2 separate regions of the Homo sapiens genome follow, and region 1 is linked to region 2. The links are chromatin loops, found by intact Hi-C in ENCODE. Cell type or tissue: mammary epithelial cell. All regions are shown on one strand. Links, peaks and the distances in the headings refer to the core of each region. The heading gives the core; the rest is flanking DNA. Region 1 has its middle 370 kb from the start of LINC01440. Region 2 has its middle 35 kb from the start of LINC01440.

Region 1 (10,607 bases), core at 1,736-9,735, 330 kb before region 2:
TCACACACACATGAAAACATATATCTATGCCACAGCCTTTGGTAGCAAATAAAACTGACTTCCTTGCTGTCTGTTGGGAGGAGAAATGCTTGTAGAGGACCCTTAATTTATCCAGCAGGAAAAGAGCTACAAATTTATTCTCCTATGTTCTAATCATAGCACTAGAGACCAAAGAAAATTTTTGGTAAGGTAAAGGATTAGAAGCATGTGTAATTATTTTTCATGAAAGCACAGGAAAGTTGATATTAAAGGCCTTTAAAGGGACAAATCTCAGCACGTTGTACTTTTATGTTTGAAAGGGAGAGAGAGAGACAGGTTCAGGGCCAGAAAGAGCAATGATCCATAAGGCTGGTACTTTGATTAGAGGAAAGGCTACTGGAATCTAGTTAGGCATCCATCCTTTTTACTTTCAATTTCATCCTTAAAAGTTGTCTGGATCAGGCCAGCTCTGTCCGCCAGTTCTTAACTACAAAGAGTTGGGAGATGGTACCTCAAGACAGCCCATCTTCTTCAATCATTTTGAAGGAAACTTTGGCGATAAAAGCAGAACTGTGAGCAGGTACATTTTAATTCATAGTTAACAAAAGAAACCATTTTCATTCTGCATGGCCAAATACCAGGCTATTAAAAAAAATGTATCAATGTGATAGGGGATGCTAAGCAAGGCTGCATATGTGAGTATAACTGACTGGTAAAAAATAAATTGAACATGAAAAGACTAATGCTTTGTCAAAGTGGAACAAAAATGAGCAAGGAATACAAATTGCTGGAGATAATGGTTGCCATGGCAATTGTTTGTCCAGGCCCAAACTGTGGTAACTTAGGTAAGAGTAACAGAAAATGAAAGCTTTTAGTAGCACTTCCCCACTATGATTTTGTTGCTGCTGCAGGCTTGGTTAGTATGACTCAATATCCCTTCCTGGCCCTCTGGAAGCCCCAACACAATTATAATTTGCTAAATAAGGAAGAAGGAGATTTGCTTAAATCCCACTCGGAGCAGCAGGTCGTTTCTGAAATCATCATTATTTACCAAACACACCAGACGTTTCAATGTGGGGTGATGTGAGTTGGCACAATTTTTCTGATGCCCCACTCCCCCAAAAAACAAGTAGCTTCCTTCTACTAAAATATATAGTGGTGGGATTAAAAAAAATCAGGGTTGCAAAATGCTGGATTGAAGAGGTAACACAACACCAGCAGCTCCATTTTCTTTCCTATGCATGGCTATCGATAGCCATTTCTCCCACATGATTACCCATCTGTTTGAGATGCTTACTGCATCATGCAAATGAAATGCACCTGTTTGCAGAAAGACACGAATAATCTGGTTTCCAAGTATTCTTGGCTCTCAAACTTGCCTTTATTGACTCCGTGTGTGTGTGTGTGTGTGTGTGTGTGTGTGTTTTCCTTTCATAATCAAATTATTCTGACTCTAGATTTTCCAAATTCATCTTTTCAACTTTCCTATGAAAGGTGTTTAGGGGAGAAAAACTAAAATAATTAATGAATCACATGGGAAGAGAAGGAGATTTTGGAGGAGAGGAATGGTGTAGAAAATCAGGTTGCCCATTCTCCTATGTTCTGTAACCATAATTTAGAATCTTATCTTGCATGGTTTGTTGGTGAGAAATGTTAACATTTGCATTTCAAGGTAAAGAAAGGCTTTTACTGATGGCCAGTCACCAGGGAAACTTAATGAGAAGTTACAGTGGTTGGATTTGTAGCAACTTGTTTTCTGTAGTATCCAGGCAGCAGACGGCTTTGTGCACACAAATACAGAAAGTGGACTGCTTGTTAGGTATCATATCTAATTAGCTAGAACCCAAAAAACTTCTGCTAATGATATTTTTATGCCAGGAGAGTTTGAGACATTGCACTCCAGTTTGGATGTTTTTAAAGAGTAAGAATCTGCAGGAATTACACACACAAATAAAACTGTTAACAGATACTTAGAGCTGTACACCTGTTACATCATTGGATTCTCACCACAATAGCATGAGGTTGGGTATCAGTTTTCTATTGTTGCTGCAACAAATTATCACAAACTTTGACCTGAAATAACACCGTTGTATTATTTCACAGTTCTGTAGGTCTGAAGTCCAACACACGTTTTGCTGGACTAAAAGCAAGGTGTTTGCAGTGCGTTGTTCCTAACTGGATGCTCTGGGGAAGGAACCTGATATCATGCGCATTCATGGTGTTGACCGAATCTGGTTCTTTGTGGTTACAGGACTGAGGTCCCCGGTTCCTTCCTGGCTGTCATCTGTGACCATCTTTAACTAATGGAAGCCTCTGTCCAGCCCCTGCAAGTAGCCCCTCTGCATCTCTGAGCTAGCTAGAGTATCAAAGCCTTCTGCTTGGAATCTCTCTGACTACTGCCACTTTGCCCTGCCTCCAGGTGCAGAAAGTTCTCTCTAATTAAGGACTCATGATTGGGCCAACCCAGATAACCCAGGGTAATCTCTCTATTTTAAGATCATTGATTAGTATATTCAATTATATCTGCAAAGCTCGTTTTGCCACGTGGCATCACATATTCACAGGTCCCAGAGATTAGGAGGTGAATGTCCTTTTTGGGGGACATTATTCTGGCATAAAAGGTGGGTAATATCATTATCTCCATTTTGCAAAAAGAAGGCACTAGTTAAGGTGGTTAAGTAACCCGACAGAGGTAACACAACTAGTAAATGGCAGAGTCAGAATTCAAATGCTGTCTTGACTCAAGAAGTCAATCTTTCAAATACTATACTGTATTGTTTCCAAGTGACTAATTGGTAATGTAGGTGGAAGTTATTATAAGCACCTTCTCCCTCCTGCCTCCAAATGCATTCCTTAATGTGCAAGTCATTTCATACTGAGCTGGAAATTATTTGTCAGAAAGTATGCATGGAAGAATTAATACTGTGGAGATACTCAGGAGCAATATCAAATAGCCCTTTAATAGCTTTTCATCCAGTTAAATTGATCAAATTGTACTGGAGACGCATGGAAATTCTCAAAAATGCTTCCTCGACCTCCTGTAGTAGATTTCATTATGGTTTCCAATTGGTTCCTCTTTCCTGTTATGGAATTCCATTTCCCTACATTTACTATGACTTAATGATAGATTATGTATATTTCCATGCTCTTTAACACTGGGCTTGCCTGAATAACTTGCTTTGATTATGGAGATATTAAGGTTAATAGTACTAACCAAGCTGTAAATGTATTTGAATAGTTTGTGTTTTTCTCTTGTGTTCCCATGATCTCCCATGAAAAGGACATTCAGTGGGCAGCTGCTAGACCCTGAATATTGAAGGCATGCAGAGTAGAACTAAACCCAACCCACAGCCTAGAGCCCAGCCCAACCCAGCCCAAGCAAATGAGCCAAACCCCACAGACCTGAAATCTATGAATGAGAAAAGTAAGCCCTTGTTTTTGTCAGACACTGAAAATTTCAGAGTTTTCTTTCAATAGTGTAGCAATATTGTGGAAAAAACAAATTCACCTTCCCTGAAGGATCAGCTTTCACTAATAATTTCAATGGTTTAAAAAGCCATATGCTTGGAAGGGAACCAACCGTGTTACCCTATTCATATCTCATAGTTGTCCAGGGGCCTTTCCCTCATAAAGCATTATCCATAGGGGATATGTTTTTTATCTCTTAGTGACTAAACAACATCATCAAATTTTGGAGGAGTCAATGAAGTAAGACAGGAAGAGAAGCAGTAATATTGGACCCATGTCAGAGAGAAAACTTCTAAAAATATTTTCTAAGACATAAATTTGAATCACAATCTGCCATTTACTTTGTAATGTTGACTATGTGAGTTAAATTGTCCAGCGTGGAAAATGTGAATACCTCCCTCATTTGATTATTATAAACAGGAAATGATAAAATGCATCAAAGGCCTGCAGCACAATGTCTAGTATATAGTAAGAGCTCAATAAATGCTAGCTACTAAACACTGACAGTAAGGAAAAGATGTTTGCATTTGTTCATTCATTCATTATTTCAGCCTCTGCAAAGATATCACAGATGCTTGCTTCCTTCCTTCCTTCCTGCCTGCCTGCCTTTCCATCTCCTCTTTCCCTCCTTTCCTCCCTTCTTCCTTTTCTTCCTTCCTTCTTTACTTCTTCATTTCTTCAACGTCTAGGCACTGGAAATTTAAAATGTTTGAGAGGCACAGAGCTAAGCCATAGTTAGATAAGTGGACTAATGAACAACTGCAATTTTCACTTTAAAAAGGAAGAATAATGGTTGGCTGGGCCTGGTGGTTCATGTCTATAATCCCAGCACTTTTGGAGGCTGAGGAGGGTGGATCATCTGAGGTCTGGAGTTTAAGATTAGCCTGACCAACATGGCAAAACCCCGTCTCTATTAAAAATACAAAATTAGCCGGGTATGGTGGCACATGCCTGTAATCCCAGCTACTTGTGAGGCTGAGGCAGAAGAATCGCTTGGATCTGAGAGACAGAGGTTGTACTAAGCCGAGATTGCCCCATTGCGCTCCAGCCTGGGAAACAAGAGGGAAACTCCATCTCAAAAAATAAAAATAAACAATAAAATAAAAGGAGGAATAATGGGACATGACTTACATGTTTTTACTGATGAGAATAAACTTTGCATTTAGTTAAATTTTAATATGCAGCTTTCATCTCAGTGAAGATATGTATTCAGGTTATTAAACAATGGCCATCATCATATGGTAGACTTCTAGAAGGGGAGCCAATAGTTATGATTTCTTTGTGGCTAACATTTCTTACAATCTAGGTACTCCAAAGAGTCCAATATTATGAAAAACATGGGTCCAATAATCATAACTGAGCTTGGGTCCAATATTACTGCTTCTTTTCCTGTCTTCCTTCATTGACTCCTCCAGAACTTTGCTATGTTATTTAGTGACCAAGAGATAAAAACCATCCCTAGAGATAATTCTCTGTTAGAGAAAGACCTCTGGACAACTATGAGATATGAGTAGTGTAACAGGGTTGGTTTCCTTCAAAGCACAGGGCTTTTTAAACCATTGAAATTATTAGTGAAACTGATCCTTCAGGGAGGGTGAATTTGTTTTTTCCACAATATTGCTACACTATGAAAAAAATCCTGAAATTTTCAGTGGCTGACAAAAACTGGGCTTTAGGGATCCATGACTTCTGATTTTGTATCAGATTTTACTTATGTGTACAAATGTTGTCTGAGAAGAATATCCACAGGTTTTATCAAGTTTTTCATAATCTTAATCTAATTTTTAAACTTCAGATGATATTCTTAATATTTAACAAGATATTAAGAATTGCTGCTCTTCTACAAGCCACTTAACCTTATGTGTGTCATATCTGTATAATGAGGTTATTATTCTTTAACTCAGAAAATTATGAGAAAATTATGAGATGAAAAAATGTGTAAAATTTGAACTATACAAAGAAAGGTCTCATGAGATCCCTGCTTTTCCATATCATGACCAGGAAGTCTAAATTTAATTGTATGTCAGTCTCTACTTCTACTAGTTAAGTGTTGATAAGTTTTCAACGCAGAACATTCGGAGCTCAGCAAGCCTGTGGTTTCCAGTGCTTGAAATGTTCAATAATCACAGTGTGATTTGATTTCTCTCCACTGGGTCTCTTTAAAGTTAGAAAGGTAAACATCCTAGGCTACTTTTTATCTCAGCTTAAACCTAATGGAGCTAGAGCCATCTCATTTTCATGAGACATTGGTGGCACAGTGATAGTAAGTTTCTTCCTAGCAACTCAATTATTTCTAATGATTTACACAAGATAATCACCGTTGATAAATATCCAAATTCTTAGAATGAGGAACTATCTCTTTCTATGTCCAGTTTTATATCTTCCATTGGTTGAAGCTTTTGCTGGTGATCAGATGTCAGAGATGTGGAATTGTCAACGAGAATGGGAGGAGAAGAGACGAACAGGGAGTAAAGATGTAAACATCATGCATCCTTGAGTGCATGAAAGCAGAAATAATCTGATTGTGTTGTCCAGGACTCTGGCTTAAAGTAAAAGAAACTAAATTCATCATGACTAACAGTCCAATGTGTTTTATGCTTCAGGGATGGCTGGTTCCAGAGGATTTTAGGATTTTTAGATAATGTGTTTCCCTTGCTGTCTCTTAACTTAGCCACTCTATTTTTTGGCCTCCTGCATCGCCCAGCTCTCTCCACATGGTGGCTTCCTGCAGCGACAGATTTGTATTATTTTACAGTTCATAATGCCAACAGAAAGTGAGTTCTCTTTTTGATTATTTTATCTGAAGTCCTAGAATTAAGTCTCATTGGCCTATCTTGAGTGTTAAACACATAAAATACCCAATTAATATGCTCAAGTCATGGAACCCTTTGATGAATCAAATGTATTTCATGTACCCACAGCCAGAGCTAGAGCATAATAAGGTTAACTCACAGGACTTACATGGTACCCCACAGGAAAATCAAGTCTCAAACAAATGGGACAGCCAAGAACAAGAACTGTCTACTGCATTGTGCTTAAAAACTAGCCTATAAAAATCATGTTGAGTTTTTATTGAATCATCAAATATTAAAAATCATAGGGACTTTGAATCTTCTATTTCAAACTTCTCTTTTTATAGATGTAAATTCTGAAACAGGAACGACTTCAGAGGCCAGTCTAGAGTCAGACAGCAAGTGATAGTGCCAGAAAAGGAAACTGGGACTCCAAGCTCTTATGCTCCATTGTCTGGGGAAAATGTTTACATTCGTAGATAAAGACACAGCTATTATATTTATCATGGAGCAAATTTTCCTCTTATTGCTTTTTTCTGTCCTCCTTTCATTCAGTACATATTTATTGGAGAGCTACTGTATCATCCAAGGCTTTCACCCCTAACTCTTTATTGAGTCCTTGCACTGTACTTAGCCTTGATTCAACATATATTTGATAAGCAGCCTATATGCTAAATATGTAGCTGGGATTGGAAATAAAATTAAGGATAACATATTCTAGATGAGAAGCAAAACAATCAATTAAAAATATAAATTATGGCAAGGGCTTTGAGGCAAATGACACGTAAGATGTAATTTGGAAAAGATAGAGATGTTAAAAAATTAACCTGAAAGATAGGGAGAAATTAGCTATACAGCACGCTAGGAGGAAGTGTATTTTAGGGGAAAGGATTCTCAGAAGGGCTGTGGCTAGAAGTTCAAAAAACACATTTGGTAAGAGCTTAGAGAAGGAGTTAAGAAAGTTTATAAATGTTCATGGCCTTGTAAGCCATATGGTATCTGCTATCCAACCCTACTGTTGAAGCATGAAAACAGCCATATGCGATGTGTAAACAAATAAGTATGACTGTGCTACAATAAAACTTTATTTATAAAACCAGGTGGCAGACAGAATTTGCTGACCCCTGGCATAGAGATTGAGAGGGAGAAGCAGGAGATGACATTGGAAGATAGGAAAGAATTTTGAAGGCAAGAGGACCACTGTGGCTTTAGGTCTTGAAGGATCTAAGTTTTTGCCTAAAAATATTATTATTTTTTTTTTTTTTTGAGACGGAGTCTCTCTCTGTCGCCAGGATGGAGTGCAGTGGTGCGATCTCAACTCACTGCAACCTCCACCTCCTGGGTTCAAGCAATTCTCCTGCCTCAGCCTCCTGAGTAGCTGGGACTACAGGTGTGCACCACCATGCCCAGCTAATTTTTGTATTTTTTTAGTAGAGACGGGGTTTCACCATGTTGGCCAGGATGGTCTTGATCTCTTGACCTTGTGATCCGCCCGCCTCGACCTCACAAAGTGCTAGGATTACGGGCTTGAGCCACTGCGCCCGGCCAAGAATATTATGATTTTAAGAGTGGTTCTTTTTTCATGTTGTTCTTCTTTTAAAATTTATCATAAACATTTAAATAGCAGGTCATGTTAGAGGTCGTCTCCGTGGTATGGTTTGGGGATGACAAAACATGCCCCCTCTTTGGCTCCAGTCATATTTTCTATACACCTTCTTTGTGCGAGGTTCTCTCACTTGGCTTTACGTTCCATTATTCCTTTCGGCTGAAAAATACAAATGGAGAATTATGGACAAATAAGATGACAGCAATAACAAAAATTAATCCTGAAAATATATGACTGCTCTCAGGGTATGAGATTGGTGACTAGGGAACAGCTCCAAGCATGTCCCTTCCTTAGGATTTCTCTGAAGTGAAATGTTAAATAAATGTGAGACAATCTTCTATTTTTCCATAGAGAAGGTTTCATTTAATTTGCATTTCAGTGGTATGGTGGTATTTTTCTGACCATGATGGTAGCATATTGGTGAGAGAAATCAAATACATCATTTTTTTTTTGAAATTCAGATTGTGAAACAGAATAATATTCATGTTTACTAATGGAATAGAGGAAGGATAAAAATCAAAGGACCAGAAGAAACTTTGATGCACTGTAATCAAAAAAGAAAGTGGATTTAAAACAATTAAGGACACGTAGTTCATTGAGGAGACTTCCCACAGGAAACAAATTGCTGGCCCACAGTGCCAAGATTCTTCAATCATGTCAGAATACATCTTGATTATCAGTAGCTGAGGTTGATTGGTACACTTTGCTACACTTTGCTACTCTCCTGTTTAGCAGTTTTAGGAGAAAATGAAAGCAGTATCAAGGTAAAAACCTAGCACATTCATCAGTCGAAATTTGCTCATCAAAAGCATTGGTTGTTCTAATGATATTGTTGACACTGATATGCGTGTCAAAAAGGAGTATCCTCCTCTGACGCAGGGAAGTTGAGGGCTTTGTTGAGAAAGTTTAAGCAGGGAGACGTGGTGGAGTTTCGACTGTTTGGTCCATCCCTATCGCTGTCATTTTAAAGGACTTTCAGTTCTGTCTGTTCAACCATGTTCTGTAAAGTTCAAGAGGAATTTAATTTCGGTTTTCTCTCAAGCCTAAAATGTATGATTATAATTCATCATGAAATACCAATGGATATTTGATTAACAGGAAATTGAACTCATATTGTTTTTGGTTGTATGGGTTTTCAAGTATTCTGCACCTTAGTAATATTTTATTTACTAATATTTTAAAGTAACTTTCCCCCCATCATATAAGAGTAATACATGTTTATTGATTTGGAGAATAAAATGGAATGATAAAATAAGTATAAAGCAGTGCATAGCCTTTTCCTTAGTCAAATATTGTATCATTTGATGTAGATTCTTCTAGCTTTTCTTTCCTTTTATGTGTATGTGCTTTTATAAATATGTATGTGTACAAATTTTTCTCATTTGCATAAATGTAGACTATGTTATACACACACTTTTATGAATTGTATTAGAAACTATCTTTCATTAACATTTCATAACATTTTTCTTTCTCAATAGTGGTAGTATCTGGTTGAGAGATAAAACAACATCTCTTTCATTAGAATTGTTTTTTTCTTTCATTTAAGTTCTTGGGTGCATGTGCAGGATATGCAGGTTTGTTACATAGAAAAACACGTGATGGGTTGGCCCAGCATGAATTTCCTATTTTTCATGATGCTCTCCTTCCGCCGATTATCCCCCACAGACAGGCCCCAGTGTGTGTTGTTGCCCTGTTATCCATGTGTTCTCATTGTTCACTTCCCATTTACAAGTGAGAAATGCAGCGTTTGGTTTTCTGTTCCTCTGTTAGTTTGCTGAGGATAATGGCTTCCAGCTCCATCCATGTCCCTGCAAAGGACATGATCTCATTTCTTTTTATGGCTGCATAGTATTCCATGGTGTATATGTACCACACTTTTTTTAATCCAGTCGATGATTGATGGACATTTGGGTTGATTCCATATATTTGCTGTTGTGAATAATGCTGCAGTGAACATATGTGTGCATGTATCTTTACAACAGAATGATTTATATTCCTTTGGGCGTATATCCAGTAATGGGATTGATGGGTCAAATGGTATTTCTGGTTCTAGGTCTTTGAGGAATTGATTGCCACACCATCTTTCACAATGGTTAAACTAATTTACACTCCCACCAACAGTGTAAAAGCATTCCTCTCTCTCTAAGCCTCACCAGCATCTGTTGTTTCTTTACTTTTTTTTCTTTCAGACACACAGCTCTGATGTTTATTGACTTTTTAATAATTGCCATTCTGCCTGGTGTGAGATGGTATTTTATTGTGGTTTTGATTTGCATTTCTCTGATGAACAAAGATGTTGAGCTTTTGTTCATATGTTTGTGGCTGCATAAGTGTCTTCTTTTGAGAAATGTCTGCTCATGTCCTTTGCCCAATTTTTAATGGGTTTTTTTTTCTTGTAAATTTGTTTAAGTTATTTGTAGACTCTGGATATTAGACCTTTATCAGATGGATAGATTGCAAAAATTTTCTCCCATTCTGTAGGTTGTCTCTTCTTTCTGATGATAGTTTCTTTTGCTGTGCAGAAGCTCTTTAGTTTATTTAGATATCATTTGTCAATTTTTGCTTTTGTTGAATTTGCTTTTGGCATTGTCATCATGAAATCTTTGCCCATGTTTATGTCCTGAATGGTATTGCCTAGATTTTCAAGGGTTTTTATAGTTTTGAGTTTTACATTTATTTATTTAATTTTTTTTAGATGGAGTTTTGCTCTTGTTGCCCAGGCTGGAGTGCAATGGCATGATCTTGGCTCACTGCAACCTCCT
Region 2 (10,607 bases), core at 842-8,841:
TAAACTGTGCATATCTCAAATTTTGGATAAGGTGTCTAGATTTTTTAAGGTACTTTACAACTTTTTTCTTTTGTTAAACTATGTTCTGTTGAGTCCTGTGAATTTATTCCTCATTGTAAAAGTACTGAACAAAATAAAAAATACATTTGTAGCCCTGCCATCAGATACTTTTGACATCTTGGCCTCATTTTTAAAGTGAGAACATTGATGTTTTCAGAACTTTAAGGTTATGATATTTTTGTATGTCTGAACTTAAAGATGAGCTATGTGTTCTCTGTTACCTTTCTCCTTCAACAGAGGATTGTACAACATTCATATGAGATCATCTGAGAAAAATAGCAGCATGTCCCCTTAAATTTGCCTAAAAATATATAAAATTTTGAGTTAATTAATTGACTGAAACTACAACCACTGGCAATTATTTCTTCTAGTTAACCACTGCCTCATTATCCCAGGCCAAGCTTCTGTCATTCATTTCTTCATGCATTCATTCATTCATTCATTCATCAAACATGTGTTGAACGTGTAATTAGATGTTAGAGATACAGAGTTGAGTGAAACAAATGCAGAGAGGGAATGACAAATCTCATGCATGCTGGTGCAGACTTGATTAATTGAGCGAATATTTATCAGGTATCTCCTAACACTCAAGCATCATGCTAGGCTTTGAAGATATAGTTGTAAACAAGAAAGACAGAATCACTCTCCTTATGGAACTTAAAACATAGTGAAATGGAAAACAAACAGCTGAATAAAGAAGCAAATAAACAGAATAGATGGAGAAGCTCTATGGAGGAGTCATACTTCAGGTCCTGTGACAGGATAAAACTGTAATAAGATTTTGTGGAGATAATTGGTGGTATTTTTAAGAGATGGGATAGCTAGAAGGTCATATGTGATTTTTTTTGAGAACTGAAGGAATGGAAGGATGGGTACAAGACAGCCATGTGAAACAACAGGAAGAGTATTCCAGGCAAAGGAAAAGTATCTGCAGAGACCCATTAACATAAGTTATAGTACGGGAAGGAGATAAGCATGAGTAACGTGTGATAAAACAAGACGGGTGGGGAGAGGTGGGCTAATAAGTCATGCTTTAAGACATGGTAATAAATTTGATGTTTACTCAATTATAATTATGATGTTAATGGATGACTACAATATATCTAATAAATGTTTGTTGCGTAATGGTTCAAAACAGGAGAAAATACACACAGGAAATTGTAAAAGATACAAAATAAAGAGCAGTTTATCATAAGTGTCCCTAGCACATAGAAGTGTATATATAATTATGAAACAATTTCAAAGTTACAGACAAATTAAAAGAATAGTATACAGAATTCCCGTACACCCTTTGCTTAGAGGCTCTTTTTAAGTTTCTCTAATTGTCTCATTAATTTCCTTTGAAGAAAAAGAATGAAACCCAGAATCGGACATGATACCCAGTTGTCAGCTCTCTGATCTCCTGCAATCTGGGACTGGTTCCTGAACTTCCTGGACTTTCATTCTCTAAGTTTGCATGCCAGTCATTTCGTGGAATGACCCTCCGCTGGGGGTTCTCTGGTTTTCTTCGTGATTAGATTCAAGTATGCATTTTTTAATGCATTAAAACACATTAAACATAAACAAAACATAAAACAAAAACACATTAAAACAGATATGGTGTTTTCTTCTGCAGCTTGTACCCTATCCCATGGCTGATGAGGCATGTTTGTGCCACTTCTGGTGATGTAAATTCTGTTCCCTTCATTAATATGGGGCCTGCCTAGTTTGGTGCCCATAGAAAGTTATATACCCCTTATATTTCATAATATTTTGTGGAGAGATAATTTGATACTAAACAAAACTCCATTCTTCTCACTTTCACCACTGGTTTTAGCAGCATTGATATGCCTTTTCTGAATCAATTATGACCATGATTATAACCGTAAAATTTAGATTTTCTATTTCATCATTTTCTACAGCCATTAGTTTGCATTCTATTGTGTAGAAGGACATCACCCCCTTTTTATTCATACATCTATTCATATTAGTATAAACTTGTGGATTTCTGTTTAATTTAGTGAGTTATAATCTCTTAAAATTGTATTTTATTCATTTTGAGGATTAAACAGTCCCAGGTTGTATCCAGTGAGAACCCCTTCAAACTGTCTGTATTTTTTTTTTTTTACAAGTCTTCTTCATTCTTTGAGGACTTCCTTACTTTCTGGTACAACAAAGTGCTTTGGGATTATTCTTTTCCGGACCTCGACCTGGGAGTTGACTGTGTCCTTGACAAGGCCTGGTTGCTTCCAGTAGAGAAATGGTCCAAGACCTGGACATAGTTGCACCCATCACTACTGGGATGCCAGTGATCTTAGGACAGGAGGGGCGAGAGTTTATGTAAATACCTCCAATTCCAGCCAACATGCAAAGTTCATTCTAGCTTTTCTCCCTTTCCATTTTTGGTTGTCCATTCTCAGACAGTGAGAAAGCTTACCAGACTATCTTCTCATTCCACTCCACTCCAATAGCCTCCTCAGGTGGACCACAGTTGCTACCAGACTAATGAAAATAAGTAAAAATAAAAAAGAAGGAAGGCAGATACTGACTTCACATTCTTACTGGTTTTCATAAATGAATTCAGTGGATCCAGAGTGATATAATGTGTATTATTATTTATAAACAATATCCAGCCTATTTTAATCTAAAATTGTTAGTCAACCAATAAGCTTCCCCCTGAGGGTCTTTGAGAGACCAACACCACTGGGTGTCATCTTAACCTAGCCAATGGCTACACGGCTCTATGTCGTAAATGTCTATGCTAAATACCTTGTTATGACAAATGTGATACGAGAGGAATGAATGACATCAAACTGCAACAAAAGTGTGAAGGAGAAATTGATATCTCATAGGGACATAAACGGTTTTCTCACCAGGGCCCAGTTTGTATTCTACCTTGATCTTATTTGGAGAAAAATCTAATACCTAAGAAATTATAAAACTGTTAGATTTGATAGAATTTGCAGAAGACTTTGAACTAAACACATCTAATCTAAAAAATTTCATGATGGAAATGTCAACTTTCTTAACATTCTACTTTCTTTTATTTTCTAATGCCAAATACAAATTCACTCTAAATTCCGTTACAGGGATTTAGAGGCACGTGTTTGAGACATTGACAGTTGTTCAATAGTGGATTTTAAAAGATCATTAGTTTGCAGGAATGCCTGAGAGAGGAAATGCATGATTCATGGAGAAGTATGCCTCACTGACCGATTTTTCAAGGCCTCTTTCATCACCAAAGACAAACTTTGACCCTGAAATCTTCATTATTAATGTATATACAGTTCTGATTCTCTCTGTTTCATTTTTATCTCCACATAGACAAGTCTTTCATCCACCTGTTCAGTCATTCAGTGAATCCCAGTAGGTTCCTTCCATCTCGTAGGCATGGATAAAAAGATGATTAAGAGATATATAGTTTACTCACATGTATTTATCGAGCACTATTGTGTGATAAGAATTATTCTTGCTGCTGAGGATGAAACAGTGAACAAGGCAAACAAGGTTCGTGTTCTCATGGAGTTTGTGGAAGATTGACATGTAAATTAATATCTGCTTTCCAGAAAATAAAAACGCTAGAAAGACCATGAAACAAGCCACTTGATGAAGTGACGGGAATGCTACTTTCTGTTTAGTGATCGAAAAAGGCATCCCTGAAAAAGTGTTGCTGAATCTGAGTGATGGGAAGGAACCCAGTCTAAAGAGATCTTTAGGAGCACATTAAAGGAGCAATAGTCTTTTCTTGTGTGGGTGGAAAGACCACAATGTGAGCTGAAAATTCCACTATAAGATGATCGTGAATTTAGGCATACAGAAATTACTGAGTTCATTAAGGAAGGCTGGGAGCAGGAAGGCTGCACAGAGGGCAAGATTTCATAAGGCCTGCTGATGTATCAGAACTTCTTAAGCAGGTTAGAGGGAGAAAGATATTCCAGAAAGTTGACTCATCATGGGCAAAGGCTGAAGCCACAAGGTATGTTCAGGCAATAGAAACTGGTGAGTACACTTAGAGCTTACAATGAAATGAGAGTGTCAATGGGAATGAGCACAAAAATGAAAACAGAGGATAGACTTATTTATTTTTTTAGTTATGCATTATTTCTTGTGCATTAATAACTTCACATGCAATTCAGATAGTATTTGATGGGTGAGAGTTTTTTAAATAGGTAAATGATCCTTGTAAGTACCTGGATCTAGGATAGTCAAGGTGTTTCTCACCGTGTCTTAAAATTCTTAAGAGAAGCTCAGAAGCTTATGTTTAAAAATGAAGGGATGGCTAAATGAGAAGACCTTGAGTATTCTCATCCCGATTGAACTGGACCTCCTGATTTTTTTATGTATTTAGCACGCTAGGATTCTGTTTTACTTTTTTTTTTGAGGAATAAATTTCACTCTTTAAAAAATAAAAACAAAAAGTTATAAAAATCTGAGAGCTGGGCCAGGCATGGTGGCTTATGTCTGTAATCCCAGCCCTTTTGGGAGGCCGAGGTGAGCAGATCATTTGAAGTCAGGAGTTGGAAACTAGCCTGGCCAACATGGTGAAACCCCATTTCTAATAAACATACAAAAAAAAAATTAGTCGGGTGTGGTGGCGAGCACCTGTTATCCCAGATACTCGGGAGGCTGAGTCAGGAGAATTCCTTGAACCTGGGAGGCGGAGGCTGCAGTGAGCAGAGATCTCACCATTGCACTCCAGCCTGGGTGACAGAGTGAGACTCCGTCTCCAAAAAAAAAAAAAGAAAAAAAAAAAATCTGAGAGTTTTGCTTCTGGCTGTGGCAGGATAACTTCTTTCAGATCATCCCCACAACACACCTATAGTTTATAAATATAAACCTAGGGAAAAATATACCTGGAAGGTACTGCAGAATGCCCAAGACATCTGAGACTTCAGAATAGATCATTTATTATTGGTGCTACTAAATATTCAGCAGGAAAAACAGTTTCCACTTTTCCACTTTTCTCTGTGTTTCTATTTTGGCCCTAAGTAGAAGACTCACCTTTTTCAAAAGTAGTGAGAAGAGCAGTCTCTGGCCTACTATCCAGTTCCACAATTATTAGATTGGTGCCATTTGGATCTAAGCATATGTGATTCAGCTTCTTTTTTCTTCCTTGAATTTGCCTGTGTGTTGGTTACATTTCTACTTCCATATTGCAAGCACCCTTGGGTAAACTATTAGGCCTATATGTGCCCACTGACAACAGCTGACGGCATAAGAAAGTGACTTTGGGTGTCTGCGGGAGTGTCTCTTTTGCTCTTGAGACCGAAACTCTTCTTGGGATAATTCATCCCAAGGATTAGGCTCAGGAAGCACTACAGAGCTTGACATTGGCTGCAGATTGAAGCAAAACTTCCCAATGTAAAGACATTTACTGTAAAAAACGAATAAAGAGGCTGAAATTTTGATTTCCATATGTGTGACTCCTCCCTTTATTTTTCAGTTGGTTCAGAACTCAGAGGGAAAGAAGTGTCACGATCCATTATCTCTCAAATCTCAACACATAATATAAATCAATAAATAATTGGTACTGTAGCTCTACGAGGAGACATTTCCAGGCCTGAATGGTTCATCATTCTCTGCCTTGCATCCCACAGTTCTGCTATACACCACTGAGAAAATGGGCTATCCCACAGGATTCATTTCAACAATTGTTATTGAGTCCTTTCTATTGGCCAAATGTTGGGATATAAAAATTGTATAGTTTAGTAGGGGTGATCAAAGTTGTGTGAGTGAACTAGAATCTATTTCATCTTCCCAGAGAGGCCCGTCCTGATTCTCCTTTATAAATCAGTCTTAACCCTGACTCCAATCTCTATCCACCCATTCATTACTCTCTATTGCATTCTATTTGCTTTGCTGCAATCCATTGTTTATATAACCTTATCTATTTAATTATTAAGTTATATATTGGTGGCCTAAAATGTCAGTCTATGAGGCCCATGGCACTACCTGTTTTAGTCACCACTGTATCCTTCCGAACTACTATATGGTAGTTGTCAATAAATGTGTTGAGAAAATTAATTACCAATTATTGGTAGAATATCACTTTATAAGAAAGTCAATAATAAGATACAGGCTGGGCGCAGTGGCTCATGCCTGTAATCCCAGCACTTTGGGAGGCCAAGGCGGGTGGATCACCTGAGGTCAGGAATTTGAGACCAGTCTGGCCAACATGGTGAAACCCGTCTCTACTAAAAATACAGAAATTCACTGGGCATGGTGGCGGGCACCTGTAATCCCAGCTACACAGGATGCTGAGGCACAAGAATTGCCTGAACCCAGGAGGTGGACGTTGCAGTGAGCCGAGATCGCACCACTGCACTCCAGCCTGTGCGACAGAGTGAGACTCTGTCTCAAAAATAATAGTAATAATAATAAGAAGAAGAAACAATAACATTTTCTACTTTTCCCTTGGAAAATCAAGAAAGGCTAAGAAAAGTAAGAGGCACTAGATGTAGGTTTGAATGAATACTGGATTTTCAGTGTGTATAGAGAACAGCCTAAATACAAACATGGCACAGCACTGAAAAGTCCATTTTGATTCAATGAGCACTGGAATAATGATTAACCTCTATAATCTCAACAATTTGCACATATTTTCAGTGGCATGAATCTTACTAGTTCTTTCCAGTCATTCAAAGACATTTCAAAATACAGGCAAATTCTCTTTTTGGATGAGTACAGAAAAGAACCACGATGCCTAAGGGATTTTTTTAGTCCTTTTTTGTATAGGAAGTTCTATCTGATATTGAAGTGAGCCAATCCTGGCTGCAAGATTGTGGGTCAAGTTTGAGCAACAGTTCACTGAACAATAATTTTCTTCAATTGAATCTTGCTTTTGCTGGGGAAATTCACTCTGCACTGACAGTACTGAGAGCTCCAAAATAAGGGTTATCTATCTTATGCTTTCCAAGTCAAGTCTATCGTTACCACCAGAAATCATTCATTAGCACCTAATCATCTAGGTTGGGCCTTAGCTGTGTCTCTGGAGAAAACAAAATAAATAGACACCCCCATTTCTTTAGATCACCTGTGAATAAATTCTATCATAGTGTCATTACCATTCTATCACCTATAATTCGTTTTTATGCTTGACTTCCCTGTGGGATAATGTGACTTGGTGAATATGGGCTTGTCTTATTTCCCACAATATCCATAGTCCCTGGCACTCAGAAAGGCCTTAAATATTTGCTGAACAAATGAGTTTTGTAAATGGTAACATGAATAAACATAAGGCTATGCAAATCACCATAAACATTGAACAATAAAATATATTGTGCATATATTTGCATGGTTTCTCAAGATTAAATAAGAAATTCATAATGTCCATCATAAAGCCATCGATTAAAACTCCTGTTTAAGTTTACTTTTAAAACGATACTATGGGTTAGAAGTATAAGTATTTAAAAATAGAGCTAGAAAATTAATTGGTTGAGGAATAAGGCATAAATGTGACCACAAATTTCCTGTGCAGACACTTTTTGGGTCTTCACTGGATTTTTATTGCCTGTTATTCTGAATGTATATTCAGAAACTACTGAATGAATATTTTAATTTATTTTTATCTATTGGTTTACTATCCGAGAATGTTTGCATAATTGACACTTTCCCTTGATAATGTATATTAAGGCAAGTGTCTTGATTCAATGACTACAGCATACCAAATTTTTAAAAACTATTAAGCACTTACTGTATGACATGCATTATTCTAATAGCTGGTAATACCACTAGGAATAAATACGTGCTTATTATTAAGGAGCCTAGTCAAGTTTAGTCTACAGATATTGAACATGTTTATATTAGTGTGGTACTTGTTCCAAGCAGTTTGCAACTAGCAGAGGTTAAACAGAAGACATCAAAGTTGAATTTCTCTTTTTTATTTAAGCCTAAATTGTACTTGTGATTTTCAAAAAAAGAATGTCTGGAACTTGTACAATTGTCAGTCAATCTAGCCCAACCAGCATCTTGAGGGAAGTCTTTGCCAAGCCACTGCTGATAAGACCTATGTGAGGCCCATTCCGTCGCCATGCTGACTGCCCAAGGGCACAGGTGTCTCTCCAAGATCACAGGCCAGAATCTGTCTGGCAAAGTATCCAAGGTCGACATGAGAATTTCTACAATCTTACCCCTTCCTCCCCTCACACGAATGAGCCAAGCAATCCTTTTCCCTGAAGTCATATGGCAGCATTATTTTTCTTCAGTATTGGAAAAGAAATAATGTCAGTAAGATCAGGAGACTGTGTACATTGAAGATTTCTTTTTTTATTTTAATTTTTATTTTAAGTTCTGGGGTACATGTACAAGATGTGCAGGTCTGTTACATACGTAAATATGTGCCATGGTGGTTTATTGCACCTATCAACCCATCACCTAGGTATTAAGCTCAGCATGCTTTAGCTATTTTTCCTAATGCTCTCCCTCCCCCAACCCCACCCACCAACAGGGCTCAGTGTGTGTTGTTCCCCTCCCTGTGTCCTTGTGTTCTCATTATTCAGCTCCCACTTGTAAGTGAGATAATGCAGTGTTTGGTTTTCTGTTCCTGCATTAGTTTGCTGAGGATAATGGCTTCTACTCCATCCACATCCCTGCAAAAGATGTGATCTTGTTACTTTTGATGGCTGCATAGTATTCCATGGTGTATATGTACCAAATTTTCTTAATCCAGTCTATCATTGATGGACATTTGGGTTGATTTCATGTCTTTGCTATTGTGAATAGTACTGCAATGAACATACACGTCCATGTATCTTTGTAATAGAATGATTTATATTCCTAATTTCAACAAAAATCATTCAGGTTAGTGGAAGCTGAAGAAGAGTCTTCACTACTTGGTCATTAGAGATATCGCAAAGAACCAAGGGCAGAGAGATGGCTGTGAATCAGGTAGATGATGGAGTCAGAATCTTTTTCTCTTATCTCTAATCTTTTGAAAAAATAAATAGACTTCATTTGTTTTTGTTTCCCTTCTCTTCTTCAGTTACAGTTGGGTAGAAAATATTAGTATCTGTATTTTCTCAGAGTCTCTCCCACCACCCCTGCTAGCTGCTACCAAAATCTGCTATCCTCTTCTTCCCCAGTAATAGATGATATAATCAGAGCACATGGCTGCCTGAAGTGTCTACACTGCACCTCTGGTGCACTGATGTGGTTAACTTCTGGCAAGTGGAATATAAGCAGAGGGAATAACCACAATGTGCAAGAAGTCTCCTAAAAGGGAGTCACATGGAAGAAAAAAAGAACCTCCACCTCCTTTCCTCCACCTTGCTGCAAGTCTGATAGCCAGAACTCAACCAACATGGGGTTGGACCATAGGAAAAGGAAGTAAAAAGGACCATGGAGTAAGATAATAAAAGGCAACAGAGTGGAGTCTGGGCACCTGATACCATACAGCATTGTCACAGCCCTGGAACACTGATTCTTGAGATTTGATATGGTAGTTAAATATGATCTTTTCTAAGCTACTCATACTTTTTTTTTTTCCTGTATTAACTGCTTAACTGAATCCTAACTAATAGAGATACTTTGTCTTCCCCTACCTCTCTACTATTATTTCCTTCTTATATTTTCCTATCCTCTTACTATTTTCAAATCCCTTGGAAAAACCCTTGTTTGTGATCCTACTAACTGGTCCTAAAGCTGACTGCCCCTTAAACCCCGACTATGTAAGAGAACTAGTTAGGGGTTTTGTGTGTAAGTGAAATCGATGAGCTTGACAGATTCCAGTAGAGCACAGATGGGGAGCCTGGACATTCAGAGGAGAGACTTGGAATTATTCACGATATCTCCGGGAATAGTCCTTGAAGACTGAAAATGATTTTTTGCTAGGACAGATAAGCCCAAGTACCTCATGACGCAGGGTATTACGCTTAGAGAACTCATCACCTCATAAAGTCAACTTACTTTCAAATGTCAATAGGTTCAGAAACAGTTTAGAGAGTAGCTCAGTGCTTGATCAATAAGACAAATTTAAGAGCTATCTGGGGTGCAACCCTAATCTAAAGTTGAGGCCAGGGAGTGATCACAAGGTCTTCCCATGGTACATCTTTTATAATTGCCACAAAGAAGAAAATACCTGGAATCAAAAGGCCAAGGATTTGGCCAATAAAGATTCAACATTTTTATCATTATTTCTAAGGAGACAGGGTAAATTGTGCTTGTTTGATAATGCTTATCCTCAAAGTCTCAAAGCAGGACACAGTGAACTAAGTACCTCTCAAAGTCAGGTCAGATTAGGCAGAAAGCCTTGCTGTTTTTTGATGTCATGGAAATCAGTGAATGTTGTAGTCCTCTTGTATTATATGGCCAGAAGAGGGCAAAACCACTTGGGCGTTTATTTCTTCATTTAACCACTGCCCCCACCCATTCCATTCATCAGACACCTTTCACTATATCTTTTTTATTGGTGATGGTTTCTTTGGTTCACTGATAATTGGAATACTGGCCTTCTTTGCTGCTCTATAAATTTGGTAGTTACTGCATTTATGGCTATGTCAATCTGACACAATATTTCAGCCATGAGAACTGAGAACTGTAGCTTGAACTGATTTGTGGAAGGCAGGCAAACA

What was found. A loop is a pair of places that touch in the nucleus more often than their neighbours do. Peaks named below come from ENCODE experiments on the same cell type or tissue, not always from the same donor. Only the 100,000 strongest peaks of a DNase experiment are listed, where the experiment ranks them.
Region 1: a loop joins it to region 2, with 2.4 times the contacts of the local background. A loop is called at or near these places in 2 of 110 quality-filtered maps.

What each region holds. Positions count from the first base shown.
Region 1 is chr20:55,051,832-55,062,438 of GRCh38, forward strand. No RefSeq gene overlaps it. Among named protein-coding and RNA genes, the nearest start is that of LINC01440, 370 kb to the right of the region's middle. In mammary epithelial cell, for the core only: a CTCF peak has its summit at 6,162; a DNase peak (open chromatin) is centred at 2,820; H3K27ac peaks cover 254 bases.
Region 2 is chr20:55,382,913-55,393,519 of GRCh38, forward strand. No RefSeq gene overlaps it. Among named protein-coding and RNA genes, the nearest start is that of LINC01440, 35 kb to the right of the region's middle. In mammary epithelial cell, for the core only: no CTCF peak of the experiment used is centred there; a DNase peak (open chromatin) is centred at 3,989.